Linked DNA regions of Mus musculus: regions 2 and 3 are each linked to region 1. A link is a contact called in ENCODE Hi-C or POLR2A ChIA-PET data. All regions are on one chromosome and are shown on one strand. The core of a region is the stretch at or near the end of the contact, and the rest is flanking DNA. Distances in the headings are between cores, read along the strand shown. Region 1 holds the start of Adamts5 (a disintegrin-like and metallopeptidase (reprolysin type) with thrombospondin type 1 motif, 5 (aggrecanase-2)). Region 2 has its middle 110 kb from the start of Adamts5. Region 3 holds the start of Adamts1 (a disintegrin-like and metallopeptidase (reprolysin type) with thrombospondin type 1 motif, 1).

What was found. Hi-C counts contacts between places; a loop is a spot of excess contacts on that map. ChIA-PET counts read pairs that join two places held with the same protein, here RNA polymerase II (POLR2A).
Region 2: a loop to region 1 is called in a map of gastrocnemius, with 2.4 times the contacts of the local background. The contact joins the enhancer-like site here to the promoter of Adamts5 in region 1. A Hi-C loop is called at or near these places in 2 of 37 maps with a recorded cell type or tissue (gastrocnemius and left cerebral cortex). POLR2A ChIA-PET finds 5 or more read pairs at or near these places in 2 of 5 experiments (Patski and embryonic stem cell).
Region 3: POLR2A ChIA-PET joins it to region 1 with 54 read pairs in Patski. The contact joins the promoter of Adamts1 here to the promoter of Adamts5 in region 1. POLR2A ChIA-PET finds 5 or more read pairs at or near these places in 2 of 5 experiments (Patski and embryonic stem cell).

Annotation. Positions count from the first base shown.
Region 1 is chr16:85,899,871-85,902,380 of GRCm38, reverse strand. It overlaps Adamts5 (a disintegrin-like and metallopeptidase (reprolysin type) with thrombospondin type 1 motif, 5 (aggrecanase-2)), which reads left to right and starts at 1,256. Exons shown (of 8, transcript NM_011782.2): 1 at 1,256-2,510. The coding sequence starts at 2,114. Gm46558 (a long non-coding RNA gene) reads right to left here. Exons shown (of 3, transcript XR_001781962.2): 1 at 2,384-2,510; 2 at 1-1,550.
Region 2 is chr16:86,014,499-86,017,008 of GRCm38, reverse strand. No RefSeq gene overlaps it. Among named protein-coding and RNA genes, the nearest start is that of Adamts5, 110 kb to the right of the region's middle. Within about 2 kb of position 1,253, at least 1 of the 3 ENCODE cell types and tissues checked has a DNase peak (open chromatin) inside an H3K27ac peak, as active enhancers do; it is gastrocnemius, where a contact is called at or near this core.
Region 3 is chr16:85,801,860-85,804,369 of GRCm38, reverse strand. Adamts1 (a disintegrin-like and metallopeptidase (reprolysin type) with thrombospondin type 1 motif, 1) reads left to right here and starts at 1,257. Exons shown (of 9, transcript NM_009621.5): 1 at 1,257-2,392. The coding sequence starts at 1,660.

The DNA of each region.
Region 1 (2,510 bases), core at 7-2,506:
CCTGCTCTCCTCTGAAGGAGTGGAGTTAAAAGGGATGGAGATGTGTAAATTATCCCGGGGTGTGTGCAGAGACCAGTACTGGACCCTGGCACAGGTCAACTTGCTGTGAGAAAGTCACTAGGGTTTCCTTTCACCTTCTTAGAATTGATAATTAGAGGAAACAAAGGATGGAGGAACTGAGTAGCAGGGGCCATGCCACCTGCCTACTAATAACCACCAATCACCTCCCCTCAAGTATTCTTCCCTGGGATATGAGCTTTGAAAATGAGAGGGCTGACAGTGAGTGGCTGACTTATAAGAAGAGTAGCAAGTAAACAAACAAAGGAGTGTTTGCCAGAAAGTGTGAGCACAAATGTAAAAGTCTGGGGTGGGGGTGCAGATTCCCCTTCAAGAGTTAACTCTTTCCCACCCTGACATCCTACAGCTCAGAGTTCCAGTGGCTGGGATAAGTGACAGATTGTGGGCACTGACCAACTATGCCCTGGAAAAAAAGCTGGGAGTACCGCCATTTATACACAAAGCCAAGGACTTCCCAGGCCGCAGCCGGCCCTGTTGGGGTCACCGCAGTGCTGCATGCCCAGAGACGCGCCAGGAAGCACCGGTGGCTGCCTGGCTGCTCAGCTGATGGCCGGGAGAAGTTAGTCACCCCTAGCCCGAAGTCAGCAAGTGTTGGAACGTGAACAAGCTAGGAGATGAGGAGGCTGGAAATCAGCTACCGGGACCGACTGGAGAGAACCAGGGAAAAGAGAGAGGGACTTGGGGTTGCACAGGCGGCTGCCCTGACCAGTGAAGTTACCAGGTCTACAAGGCCAGAGCGCACTGGCCGGCAAAATGAAGCAAGAACTTCATATCCCGCTCAAGAACAGCAAGGGGAAGGAGGCAGAGAGAGACTTTAAAAACACACCAAAACACCCCTTCAGGAGATGAGGTAAGCCGAGGTTAGCCAACCCCGATTGGTTGTGAAATACCACACAGAACCGGAGTTGCTGTGGCTTTAAATGAGGCCAAGAGAATTTTCTTGTTTTCTGCCCAAATACTTTTTCTCTCTCAATCTCTTTCTCACCCTTACTCCCTCCTTTGTCCCTCCTTCCACCTTGCTAGGTTCTGGCCCCTTCCTCCTTCCCGGTCTGCCTTTCCTCGATCACCCTCCTCCTCTCGCTGCTCCCTCCCCCATCAGATTAGGCGCGGACCGGGAAGGGTGGGAGTGGTGGGGGAAGCTCTCCCTTTAAGAGGCAGCGTGCAGTGACGAATTGTTGAAATTGCCATTGCAGGATGGCACGCCGCTATAAATTCATTGTCCCACCTCCTCGCATCTTCACAGCGCCTGAGCCGCTCTCCGCGCCCGTAGCAGCCGACTGGGGATGATCCCGGGCGGGAGGACGCGGCAACGGAAGGGACCGGGACGCGCCGCCTCGCTGGCTCTCCGCAGGCCGCCTCCTAGCTTTTGATTTTAAACATTTTTAGGTGTTTCCTTTGCTTGCTTTCTTTCCTTTTCTTTTCTCCCGTCTCATTTCTCCCTGCCTTCGGGTTCCAGCGGAGCCGAGGAAGCCCTGAGAATAAGAAAGGAAGTGGGTCGGAGCTTGGAAGCTTTGCAGCCCGCCAGCCCCGGGCTTCGAGGGGGCGGGAGCGGACGCGCACCAGTTGCGGGCCAGCGCGGTCGCCCTTCTTACTCTCTTAGCTCGTTTGTTTTGATCTGTTTGTGCAAAGATCTTGTCTGCGTTGGGCCTCTCTCCTTTTTTGTATTTGGTTGCTCTCCACCTCTTGGCTTTTACTCCCACCAACACCACCCTTTATTTAATTTTTTTTCTTTTATTTTATTTAAAATTTTTCTTCCTCCGTCTCTTGGACCTCCATTCCAAACATTTTCCAAACCAACAAAGAAAAAGTTCTCACAGTGGCACCGGTGCCAGGCCAGGCTGGCTCTCTGCTGCGGATTCCCCCTACCCTTTCCTGGACACTTGACTCAACCTTGCACGCCAGTGTGTAGAGTGTGCGGCTGTGGGTGGGTGGGTGGGAGGGCGAGCCCCCCACCCCCGCCCCTGAAACTTCTATAGCAAATAGCAAGCATCCAGCTAGACTCAGTCGCGCAGCCCCTCCCGGCGGGCAGCGCACTATGCGGCTCGAGTGGGCGCCCTTGTTGCTGCTACTGCTGCTGCTGAGCGCGTCCTGCCTGTCCCTGGCCGCTGACAGCCCCGCCGCGGCACCTGCCCAGGATAAAACCAGGCAGCCTCAGGCTGCAGCAGCGGCCGCCGAGCCGGACCAGCCGCAGGGGGAGGAAACACGGGAGCGAGGCCATTTACAACCCTTGGCCGGGCAGCGCAGGAGCGGCGGGCTGGTCCAGAATATAGACCAACTCTACTCTGGCGGTGGCAAAGTGGGCTACCTTGTCTACGCGGGCGGCCGGAGGTTCCTGCTGGACCTGGAGAGAGATGACACAGTGGGTGCTGCTGGTAGCATCGTTACTGCAGGAGGAGGGCTGAGCGCATCCTCTGGCCACCGGGGTCACTGTT
Region 2 (2,510 bases), core at 4-2,503, 110 kb before region 1:
TGTCTTTCCTTGTGAGGCATTTCCCATGGGGAAAGAGAGGTCTTTGTGCTATGAAGCCATCATTCTAAATGCTGGGGAATGTATGCATCATCTATTAAAGGGAAACTAGATGGAGTATATCAGTAGACTTTAAAACCATCATTAAAAATTAATGCACTATCTTGTTCATATTATATTAACAGAGTTTTAAAATCATCATCTATCTAATCATTTAACATGCATCTATGCTTGACAGGATATATCAACTCTGGAAGCTGTATTTCATATTCAGTTTGACAAATATTTATTAGAGATATGTACTGCTTCACATTCTAACCCAGCAACATAACATAGATCTTTTCTAAATGAGGTTAAGTAGTAAAAATAATATATGTCTTAGGGCTTGGGAGTTCAATATAATGCCAAAACATTTTCCAATACAATTTAAGTTTGCAGCAATAGTAATATGATGATATACATTGAAATATTCTATGGAATAATGAAATATTATTTCTACACAGTATTCAAAATGGAGGCATGCATCTATCAAGTCACCAGCACAGCATATTTTGTAAAATATATGCAAAGTGTAATTTATTGTTCTCACTTAAACAAAAATCAATAAACTGATGCAGCTTGCAAGCTGGCACCAACAGAAAGCAACTCAAATGAGGGCTTTCTGCAAATGACAAAGAGGTATGTTGACAAGGCAGTCAGCACTTATAGTTATTATACTATAGTCTAAAAAGCCACATGTCAGAAAAACACAAATATCCTGAGAGCTGTAATAGAGGATAGATTGTCCTTATTGAAATAGAAATGTAAATGTATTTATTAATCTTAACTTATGTATACAAGCTATGGTGGAAATATGACCAACATTTTAAACATTTGTTTAAAATAGGTATTATATCATCAGGATAATATTTTGGTATATTATTCAAATAACTTAGAGACTTACACCCCCCCACACACACACACACCCAAAAGTTGACTTTCCTGTTTACAATCTTGTCAATGGGTCTTTGAGAGGAGTCATTCTTTCTAGGCCCGTGGGTGATCTTCTTCATGAGTTTGAACAAATGAAGTTTGGGGACTGAGTCGGAACAGGGATTCTTTAGCAGCTGAGGACTTCTTAATTCCTATTTTGGGGTTGGATAGGTCATGGCTTCTTACTCCTCGGAGGCCATGTAGGCCATGAGGTTCACCATCCTCTTGGTCTAACCATATTATCATTCAAAGGGACGAGTCTTACAAAGTGCTCACTGGGAGCAATGCCAGAGCCAGCATCAAAAGTAGATGAGTGTGTGTCACTATTAAAATTGAAGCAGACAACCAGGTCCTTAATATAGCTCAGGATGCCCTCAAGTGCACCATATATAGCCTGTTACACCCACTGCCTTATTGATGTCATCATACTTGGCAATCAAACTTAATGTCATTATACTTTCTCTGGGTGGCATGTCAGATCTGTGGTGGACACTTTAGGAGTAGCAACACAGAAGGCTATGCCAGAGAGCTTCCCGTTCAGGCTATGCCAGATGACTTTGCCCACAGCTTTGGCAGCAACAGTGAATATTTCATCCTACCACAAGGACACTTGCTCAACCATATTCATTGCTGTTCTAGTTCCAATAGCCAAAATTGGAAACAACCTAGCTGCTCCTCAACAGATGAATGAATAAAGGAAATGTACATTTACATAATAGAGTCCTATTCAGCATAAAAAATGATATCATGAAATTTTCTGGCAGATGAATAAAAAAAAACTAAGCAAAATAAACCAGACCCAGAAAGATATAAATATAGTATTATGTGCTTGTATGTGAATATTAGCTATTAAGTAAAAGACAACCAACCTACAATCTACACATGCAGAAAAATTGGTTTTCGATGATGGGATTGGAGAGATACATGCATCTACCTGGAAAGAAAAAATAGAATATATTTTATGGGCAGTGTGGGTGTGAATGGAAGGACTGGAACAGAAGGATCCGTTGTGGAAAGCAGGAATGTCTACTTATAAATTGAGAAAGATATAAAAAGTGAAACTTAAATTCATGAAATGGGCTGAAGAGTGTAGATTCACAGTGCTATTTAGGATAAAGCAGTGGTTGTTTATTGCATTCATAGACAGTTTAGCCACCAACTCTCTCCTTTAGCAAGTGCAGAGAGGAAATGAGTGTTTAACCTGACTCTCCTTTATAAATTAGCCTTGAATAAATCACGATCTACAGAAACTTTTATTAAAACTAAAACCAAAACTACCACTACCACCACCACCACCACCACCACCACCACCACCAGCACCACAATAACAACAACAACAACAATAACAAAACCCTGGCTAACATAGACTAAAGGAATAACAGAAGTACAATACAATCATTTGTTCAATCAAACAAAACAAATTAACTCATCAATTATTATCGGTGGCACCTAATGTCACAAAAGGTCAAACACCTAAATGTCATGTGTGTCCTAATGGAGGACACATAGGATCAGTTGTCGAATATTCCAGTCAGAAAACA
Region 3 (2,510 bases), core at 8-2,507, 98 kb after region 1:
TGAACTATTTCCTTCCTCTGGGTCACAGAACCCCTCCCTCTTTCTCAGTTCAGGAGCCTCTCTCGACTTTTTCTTAGGGGCCGGGGTTGGAAGGGCTCAGCTTTTGTGACTTTCGTAACGCGGATGCTGCCTTTCCCTTCCCGGTAGGAAGCGGGGAGGGGGGGGGAGGGGAACTCGGTTTCCTTCCACCCCATCACCCAACCCTCCTTCCCCCCACACCGTTCCCCCCCGCCGCCGCTTTGGACTTGATACTGAAGTGGGGAATCTTAGATGCATCTGTCCGCCTGGCCTGCGGCCTGCAGCAGCTGCTGTTAAGATTTTGGAAGAACGCAGACTAGAAGGGAGTTGCTTCTCCAATGAAGAAGAGAAAGCAGAAATCCCTTTTTTTTTTTTTTTTTTTTTTTTTTTTGTCTCTAGGGAACTAAAGCTGGTTCCAGATAGACTATTCTGGAAAAAGCCAAGATACACACACACACACACACACACACACACACACACACATCGCCCCACCCCCACCCCCCACCCCAGAGGTCTCTAGGTAGGACTTGAGGAAACTGTTAAGGTCGTTCCACGTGGATTTTTAGAATCCAGAGTTGGAGAGGTGCTCTATGAACCACCACCACCACCACCACACACACACACACACACACACTCTCTCTCTCTCTCTCTCTCTCTCTCTCTTCCTCTCTCTTTCTTTTCTCTTCCTGAGAAGCGCAGAATCAACACTTTGCCCAAGAAAAGCTGGGGTAAAGAGAAGGACGCTTTAGCCATGGTGCCCATGGAAACGTAGACGAGACGGAAAAGTAGGGTGCTTTTTAAGAAAAGGCAGCTGTAGCTAATAGCCCACTTTGGGGCAGAAGAGGCTCTGACTAGGGGAGAAAAGGAATGTTGAGGAATCTTTTCAATTCGACCCTCTTTCTTGGAAACTGCAGCCCAGCCGGGGCACAGGAAGGGCGACAGGAAGCAGGGTGGTCCGGGAATCAGCAGCCGAGAGATGAAGTTAAAGGTTCACTCTTTTCCCCAGAGCAGCCAGCGCTGTACAAAGTGCTGGTCCCAGCGCTGTTTCGGCGTCTTACACCCCCAGAGTGACGAGCTGTGGCGTGAGGCCAGGGCGGAGGCTGCCCCCTCCCCCTTCAGGCCCCGAGGCGCAGAGCTCGGTTTAGCACCGACTGAGCTCAGGGGGCGGTGTCGCAGTGTTGGGGGAAGGAGGGGCTCCTATGTGGCTATAAAGGGGCGGCCGGGGCTGCCTGGTCCTTGCACTCGCTAGAAAGCAGCTCCGAGCTAGGTGCTATCGCAAGGCCAGAGCGCACAGCCCGGCGGAGAGAGCAGATCCTTGCTCAGATCGAGTCAAATCGGGGCCAAGGCGGAGGACGAAGAGTCCAGGCTCCTATTCTGGACTTGTTCCCCAGCTCCGGGGGCGCTTCTAGGTCCTGCAGCAGCCAGCAGTGCGGAGCCACCAACTCGGTGCTGGAATGAAAAAATTCCCGCGCGCCAGTGCAGAATCTTTCTAAGTGACCCGGAGCTTCGGGTGCTAGCTCTGCACGAACTTTCCCATCAAAGTGATCGTGAATTTTAAGCATCAGGAGCAGGCCAGCGAAGCTCTACGCGTCTAAACGTCTATCCAGACCAAGAGTTCTCTGCGGTGCAGGGTGCGGTGCCATGCAGCCAAAAGTCCCTTTGGGGTCACGCAAGCAGAAGCCCTGCTCCGACATGGGGGACGTCCAGCGGGCAGCGAGATCTCGGGGCTCTCTGTCCGCACACATGCTGTTGCTGCTCCTCGCTTCCATAACAATGCTGCTATGTGCGCGGGGCGCACACGGGCGCCCCACGGAGGAAGATGAGGAGCTGGTCCTGCCCTCGCTGGAGCGCGCCCCGGGCCACGATTCCACCACCACACGCCTTCGTCTGGACGCCTTTGGCCAGCAGCTACATCTGAAGTTGCAGCCGGACAGCGGTTTCTTGGCGCCTGGCTTCACCCTGCAGACTGTGGGGCGCAGTCCCGGGTCCGAGGCACAACATCTGGACCCCACCGGGGACCTGGCTCACTGCTTCTACTCTGGCACGGTGAACGGTGATCCCGGCTCTGCCGCAGCCCTCAGCCTCTGTGAAGGTGTGCGTGGTGCCTTCTACCTACAAGGAGAGGAGTTCTTCATTCAGCCAGCGCCTGGAGTGGCCACCGAGCGCCTGGCCCCTGCCGTGCCCGAGGAGGAGTCATCCGCACGGCCGCAGTTCCACATCCTGAGGCGAAGGCGGCGGGGCAGTGGCGGCGCCAAGTGCGGCGTCATGGACGACGAGACCCTGCCAACCAGCGACTCGCGACCCGAGAGCCAGAACACCCGGAACCAGTGGCCTGTGCGGGACCCCACGCCTCAGGACGCGGGAAAGCCATCAGGTATAAGAGTGACCCCCATCTCTCAGTCTTTACGAGGCGTGACTTGGGGTCACACTCCAGATCGCCTCTAAATGCGAATGACTCAGACTTGCAGTGAATTGAAGTTCTGGGTCGTGAC